Linked DNA regions of Homo sapiens: region 1 is linked to region 2. The links are chromatin contacts, found by Hi-C or POLR2A ChIA-PET in ENCODE. All regions are on one chromosome and are shown on one strand. Each heading gives the region's core, a stretch centred on a gene start or an enhancer-like site at or near the end of the contact. The rest is flanking DNA. Distances are from core to core; before and after follow the strand shown.

Region 1 (3,377 bases), core at 371-2,870, 89 kb before region 2:
CTTCTATCACCTTGAACACATTTGGTGGAGTAAAATATTGCCCAAGTTTTATGATCACAGTGTGTGCAGAATGAAAATGATAGAAAGAAAGAGAAAGGAGGGAGGGAGGAAGGAAAGAGGGGAGTCACAAAGTGGCTGAGGCCAAAAAGAGAAACCTAAGCAGAAGTAGGTAGACCAGAAGTTCAAAAAGTGTGACTGCAGGAAAGGTGAAGAATTACTGCCGCCAGAAGATGCTGGAAGCTTTTGTCCTTCTCCACCACCTCATCCTACTGAAGTTCACAATCACAGGGTCACTAGCAATCTTTTCCTAGCAACGGTTTCCTACTGGCCATGAAGTCATTCATCAGACACCTGTTAAATACCTTCTAGGCCCAGGTGTGGTGTCAAGTAGTTTGATCCTTATTCCTTAATCCCCACAACAGCCCTACGGGGTAGGCGGGAACCATGTAGCCCTGTGCTTCACACAGAGGAAATACTTGACAAATAATTGTTGGAACACTGTATGTTCTCACTTATAAGTGGGAGCCAAGCTCTGGGTATGCAAAGGCATACAGGTTAGTATAGTGGACATTGGAGACTCAGAGCAGGGAGGGATAAAAAGCTACATATCGGGTACAATATACACTACTCCTGTGATGGGTACACTAAACTTTCAGACTTTCACTACTATACAGTTCATCCATGTAATTAAAAACCACTTGTACCCCTAAAGCTACTGAAATAAAAAAAAGTATTAAACAAATGTTTGTTGAATAAGTAGTTTCAATCAAATAGAAAACATGCTGTGATAGGGTACACTGGGGATTCCATGGGAGCTACTAAGAGGAGTATCGGAGCACTCCTTTCGGAGGGCACAAATTATTTTACCTCTCTTTTCCCAGTGTCTCGCACAGAGGGCAGCAGCCAGTGTTTGTTGAATGAATGAGTGAGTGTTTGGATAAATTAAAACTAAGAAAAGCTACCCATAGATAGGCAAATCAGATTCTGTTTCAAATCTTTATTTGGGAGTTTATAATTACAAAAATTCTTTCTTTAAGGCAGATTTCAACTCTGATTATATTGCCATTGCTGTGCCTGAATAAAACATCACAAATCCGTTCTTCTTAAAAACAAATTTGAACCTAATCTGTTAAACAGAACCAGCTTTCAGCAGATTTTTTGTCTTCTCCCCTGCTGCTCTATATCCTGTGTCCACAAACAATGGATGAAAAGGGAAAAAACTCAGTTTAAAATATTTTCCTTGCACAGAAGAAAAAAAGCCAAAAAGGAAGCTTAATGTTTTTTGCCCGACTCATTCTGGGGACAGTTGATGGAATTGGCTATTTTTGCATTTATATACTCACAGCCTTATGTTTCTTGATAGTTTTTATCTCCCTCCCATCAGAATCATCACAAAGTTCTTTACCAATTATACAGCAAAGAAATTATATCATTATATAATGCCACAGATTGTGACAATTCAATGTTAAATAGCAGCCTAACATACTGAAAAGTATAACAGGAAGGAAAAACATTAACAAATGAGCTCATCTAGCTTATTATAGGAAGCAGGGCTTCAAAGTTCCCATTCTGCAGCAACAGCAGCAGCAAACATCAGCTAAGAGGGATGGGTGGATCGAGCACACGCGTAGCAAACAAGAACCTTGAAAGCGGCAGGCTGTGGGCAAACTGAAGTTTCATTTTCTATGTAGCTGACTCAGTCCAGCATGGACTTAGCTTTCCCCTCAAAAGTCCTCTGAGGTCATCAGACTCTGTTAATTTTCTCCTAGTATTCCATTAAAGAATTAGAGGCAGGCAAGGAGTCAAATTTGTAGAATTCGTTATGAAACCGTTGTCTGCTGATGGTGATGGTGCGGGCCTTCCTTGCTCACTGTTCACATGGTTTCTGGCATTTGAAAGCAGGGAAATGTGCTCATCAGAGTGGAATTTTTTTATTTCCATACATGGCTGATTTGCAAGGGGAAGGGGGAACCCATTCTATTACAGAGGTATATTCTGCAAAATACATCTGATGTGTTTCGCAGACACTTTTTACTCTTTAATGTTTGGTGGTCTTTGATTCGCTACCTGAATTCCATCAGCTTCTAACACAGAGTTTGGTCTCTTCTGTGACACTGGCTGCACATGGTTGGATGAAATAGTTAAAGAGACCATATCTAGAAGGAAGATAGCCAAAGCTTCTAAGCACAGTAAGCCAGATTCCCTGCAATAAGCCAGATTTGGGGCCAGATATTTTCCATCCAAAACCATGAAGCAGGTATTCCTGCTCCATTTTATGGGAGAAAACAAAAAACAAAAAACCTCTGAGACTTAGACTAAGTCAACATTTCACAAACTATGGTTCGTAGAGTTCATGAATCCAAATCACCTGGAAAACTTGTAAAATGCAGTTCTCTGGGCCTCACCATAAAACAACTCAATCAGAATATCTAGGGTGGGGCCCTGGAATATGATTTTAGCAAGTCCAAGTGGTTCTCACGTACCAAGGTCTTATTGGATGAGCAGTGTACCCAGGGTCACCCTGCTAGGAAAGGGTGGAGACAGGATTCCCACTTAGGTCCGTGGACTCCAAAGCCTGTATTTTTGCTGTTTCTGAGCTCCCTTCTAACATTCTAACATGTTATGAATATAACCAACTTAAAATATCATAGTAATAATAACAATAGTTTTTTATTGAATACTTAGTGTGGCAGGCCAAAGAATACTTAACACACACTATCCCAGTGATCCTCTCAACACCCTACTGGGGTCAGAATTATTACTGTATTATTATCTATTTTGCATATGTGGAAACTTAAGTTGGAGAAGTTATTTTAATCCTTAACCATCTGTAGCAAAGGTAGTGTTAAGAATTACTTTCAGGAGGCTGTTCGATTTAGTCAAAACAAAGGATTTCTATGCAAATGAAGCTTTAAGATAAATGCCTTTGTTCTCCCTCCCACATAGACAGCCCCTCCTAAACCCATCCAGTGTGGAAATTCTGGAGACTGCACTGGTCTTACTGGAAAGCCTAAGTTCTTAACCATTATTCAGTCCTGCTTCACACATTGAACACCCATTTCTTTTTAGCATAATTATTTCATTTCATTTCAATTCCATCAAATGCTTGTGGAGCATCCAATTTATAATAGGCATGTGCTGAGCCTGTAGGAGATGGGAAGGCCAATTAGACAGAACTTTGCGCTCCTAAACCTCACCACCTAAGGAGATAGGGAAATAGAGACCATAAGTAGTGTAATCAAGATCACAAAACACAAGAAAAGAACAAAGAGGGAATGGCTCATTGTAACTAGGAGAACAGGAGCTCACACGCCTAGCCACTACATCTACCTGTCAACAAATGACCATGAGATCAATGGAGGAAGGAAAAAGGAGAA
Region 2 (3,497 bases), core at 54-2,553:
CACTGCAACCTCTGCCTCCTGGGTTCAAGCGATCCTCATGCCTCAGCCTCCCAAGTAGCTGGAATTACAGGCACACACCACCACACTCAGCTAATTTTTGTATTTTTAGCAGAGACAGGGTTTCACCATGTTGGCCAGGATGGTCTTGAACTCCTGACCTCATGATCTGCCCGCCTTAGCCTCCCAAAGTGCTGGGATTACAGGCGTGAGCCACCGTGCCCAGCCTATCTCAGTTTCTTCATCTGTAAAATAGGTGTGATGGGGAACTTAACTCAAACTGTTTTGAAGATTAAATGTGTTAATGCACATACAGCCCACAGAAAGTTCTCTGGCATACAGCAAAGATGTCATTAAACCTTCGCTACTACTATCCAGTGGTCACTCCTCTGGCAAACACAGTTATCTGGAAAAGTGCCAAAGTAAACCTTTCAACAAAACCTGGGCACCACGTCTTGGCTGCTTAAGTCATAGACAAGCTTCATCTTGTTTTACAATAAATTCTAACAAGTATATCTGCTCTCCCTGTATAGAAAATTAAAGTAACAGGTAATTGTCTTCCTCCAGATGCCAGCCCCAGAAGCAGCTCCATAATTACTCATGCAAACTATTTTTGTGGAACACCTGCTGTCTCCATAGCACAGTGAGAAGACCAGATATTTTCCGTACTCCAGGAGGTCACAATCTGGTAGAGAAAACAAGTTATACACAAATGCGTAGGTGACACCACAAGAGTTAAAGAAGCAAGTGCAAGAGCAGATTGGGTGTGTTCCATGTTAACCAAGCAACACAGAGGAACAAGTGTTGCTTCTTGGTGTAGGGAGGCCCATGGGCCATGGTAGACAGGAAGCTAGAGCTGCCAATATACAGACAGGAGGAACCTCCACTCACACTCCAAGATGAATACCACTAGGCTGCCAAAAAATTAAAATGATGATTTTTGGAGGAAGACATGCATACACAAACCTGTGTGTGGAAACCAGACATAAACCCACAGACCATCAGTCAGTATCACAGACAAGGCTGCATGAGTCACCATAGGGTTCCTTTATGGCTGTGTCTCCTTAACTGGGGGCACTGGGCCTCCAAGAGCACCAGGATTTCTTCCAACTTTCCAAGCTGTGAGGCCCCACCTCTGCAACTGTCAGCTTCCCCTGCCCTGCCGTGGCTCTTCCTAAGACTGCAGAAGCCTATCATGAATGCACATTTCCTAAACTGTAGACTCATTCCTTTAATAACTCTTAATGTCAATTTAGCCAGCACAGCCTGTGCAGCAATTTATGACTGAGTAGGAGGCAGAACAAAGTTGGGCTAAGCAGGATGAGTAAGCTTTCCCAAGCCTCCCTTCTATTAGCTGGGTTGGCAAGGGACTTGGTGAAGGCTTTAAAACTCGTATTGAAAATGACTGCTTTTTCCAGGCTGTCCGCGCATGGTTCAGCCATTTTGTAATGATTAGCAGGTCTGTCTCACCTGCAAAAAGTTTGCAATGGTCACTTTCCTACTGGGGTGGTTGGCAAGAGCTGCCCAGAGCTGGTCCCCATGGGGACACTCATGGAAGTGGCCCTGCCATCCTCAAAATCCCAGCGTCTTTTCTAAGAGGCATCAGAAAACAGTCTTGCACTTAGAGTCAGAAAGACCATTGGTCATCAGCCTGGACCCAGGGTCTCTGACATGAGGCTATGCTTAAAAGCTGACTCTTAGTTGCCTGAATATGCTGGAGAAGGGCCCAGGCCTATGGCTCTGGGTTGGTCAGCATCCATGGTCTAGTCTGTCCAGGAAAGCTACAGGACTTTCCACCTCCCTCCCTCACTGCAGGGGAAATGGTCCATTTTTAAGACATTTACCTGAGATGATCCCTTGAACATACTCCTGGTCTCTTAAAACTTGGCCCGAAAATCACTGAAAAAAATTATAGAAATGAAGGAAATCTGTGTGGAGTGGAGGGGAAGCTGGAAGCGAAGCACTGCCATTTCTAAGTAATTTGGGTTGGAAAGAGAGGAAGACATTGGAGGACACTGTTTCTGGAAAACCACTCAAATGGGCCATTTGGGTATGTAAATATCAAGCCAGGACCATAATTGGAGAAGAGGCTTTTGAGACACAGCTGTGGTTCTTGAGACTGAAATGCTCTTTGTGCTCACAAAAAAATATTATCTGCATGTAAAGTACACTTTCTACTCTATACATTGAGTTGCCTTTGGGGAAATTTTACTTCATTTTATATTTTAAGAATGGTTTGAGTCATTTTTATGCAGGAAAATTGCTGTTTGTTCTTGGGTTGATATGCATGCTTTTGTTTAATCGGTGGCTGTCAGAGAATTGGGGATGAGGCTCAGAAGCTAAAGGAGATGCTCTTGAGAAATGAAATGAAAACTCAAACACCAACCATGTAGCTTCAGAAGTCTGGAAGGGGCCACGCTCTGCGGTTTTGGTTGGACTATTCCTGCACCCCAGGAATGGCAGCTCTGAGAGCTTCAGAGACAGGCTTCTGGTGAGGACATGGGTATTCTCACCAGGGACATCATCACGATGGCTGACAGGGACACTCGACAGCTTCCTGGACTGTGTCATGAACCAAAGGAGCCAGAGCCTTGAGAGACAATCCCTTTGGCAAAGTCATTGGCATTATCACCAAGAACATATTGGCCAATTCCAGCGCTGTGGATGTTGACTAGAACGGGAGCCAGAAAGGGAGAGAAAGAACCCAAATTCTGGAATGCCAACTTGGAATCAATCACTCAGAAATAATTGGTATCATCTTTGAGGGATGTTAAGAACTTGTGGGCAAGATGATGGCCTAAGGTTATCATTTGTATTCCCAACCTGGTGAAACTTATGCCAGCTCTGTTGTCTTTGAAAAGGCATATCTATTCCCAGTTCTACTACTAATTGCATATGGCTTTTGTTAAACTGCCTTAGATATTTGAGTTCTGTTTTTCAGTTAGCCCCGGGTGATATTTTTCCACTTGTTCTGGAGCCTGAAGGTAACAGGGACTAGATTGCCTTCAGTGAAGGAAAAGGAACTGTAGGGGTCTATTGCCAGGAAACATAATTCAAAAGATGACGTATGATAAAACAGAATGGGACATATGAGTAAGAAACCCATGCAAATGGAGAATAAAGGTAGAAAGATTGTAGGAAACTATCTCATCTGGATTCTCCCAGACACAGACTCTGAGACAAGGATTTGAGCACAAGTAGTTTATTTGGAAGTCACAAGCAAAAATTGCAGAGAAGTAGAAAAGTGATACAGACAGGAAAAAGTGGCAAATAAAGTGTGCATATTAAACCAGCTGAAACAATGGGCAGCTACCGAGTAATCCCACAGGAAAACTCTAAGAAACTGCAAATTACATGCCTCAAAGCTATCCTACTTGACTGATGAAGGACCTGGGGTATTTATACATTCACTTCTGTCTGCCTTTGGGCTGAGGGCTGATCCCAGAGAGCTGTTAATTCCCCAGTATTTCCAGCTTGCTGGGCAAGCAGGCAGAGCAGCT

The links. Hi-C counts contacts between places; a loop is a spot of excess contacts on that map. ChIA-PET counts read pairs that join two places held with the same protein, here RNA polymerase II (POLR2A).
Region 1: a loop to region 2 is called in a map of endothelial cell of hepatic sinusoid, with 5 times the contacts of the local background. The contact joins two enhancer-like sites. A Hi-C loop is called at or near these places in 1 of 168 maps with a recorded cell type or tissue (endothelial cell of hepatic sinusoid). POLR2A ChIA-PET finds 5 or more read pairs at or near these places in 2 of 52 experiments (Panc1 and endothelial cell of umbilical vein).

The regions. Positions count from the first base shown.
Region 1 is chr13:32,968,117-32,971,493 of GRCh38, reverse strand. No RefSeq gene overlaps it. Among named protein-coding and RNA genes, the nearest start is that of KL, 47 kb to the left of the region's middle. Within about 2 kb of position 1,620, at least 6 of the 41 ENCODE cell types and tissues checked have a DNase peak (open chromatin) inside an H3K27ac peak, as active enhancers do.
Region 2 is chr13:32,878,942-32,882,438 of GRCh38, reverse strand. The region is part of intron 3 of LINC00423 (long intergenic non-protein coding RNA 423); the gene reads left to right. Among named protein-coding and RNA genes, the nearest start is that of LINC00423, 31 kb to the left of the region's middle. Within about 2 kb of position 1,303, at least 4 of the 41 ENCODE cell types and tissues checked have a DNase peak (open chromatin) inside an H3K27ac peak, as active enhancers do.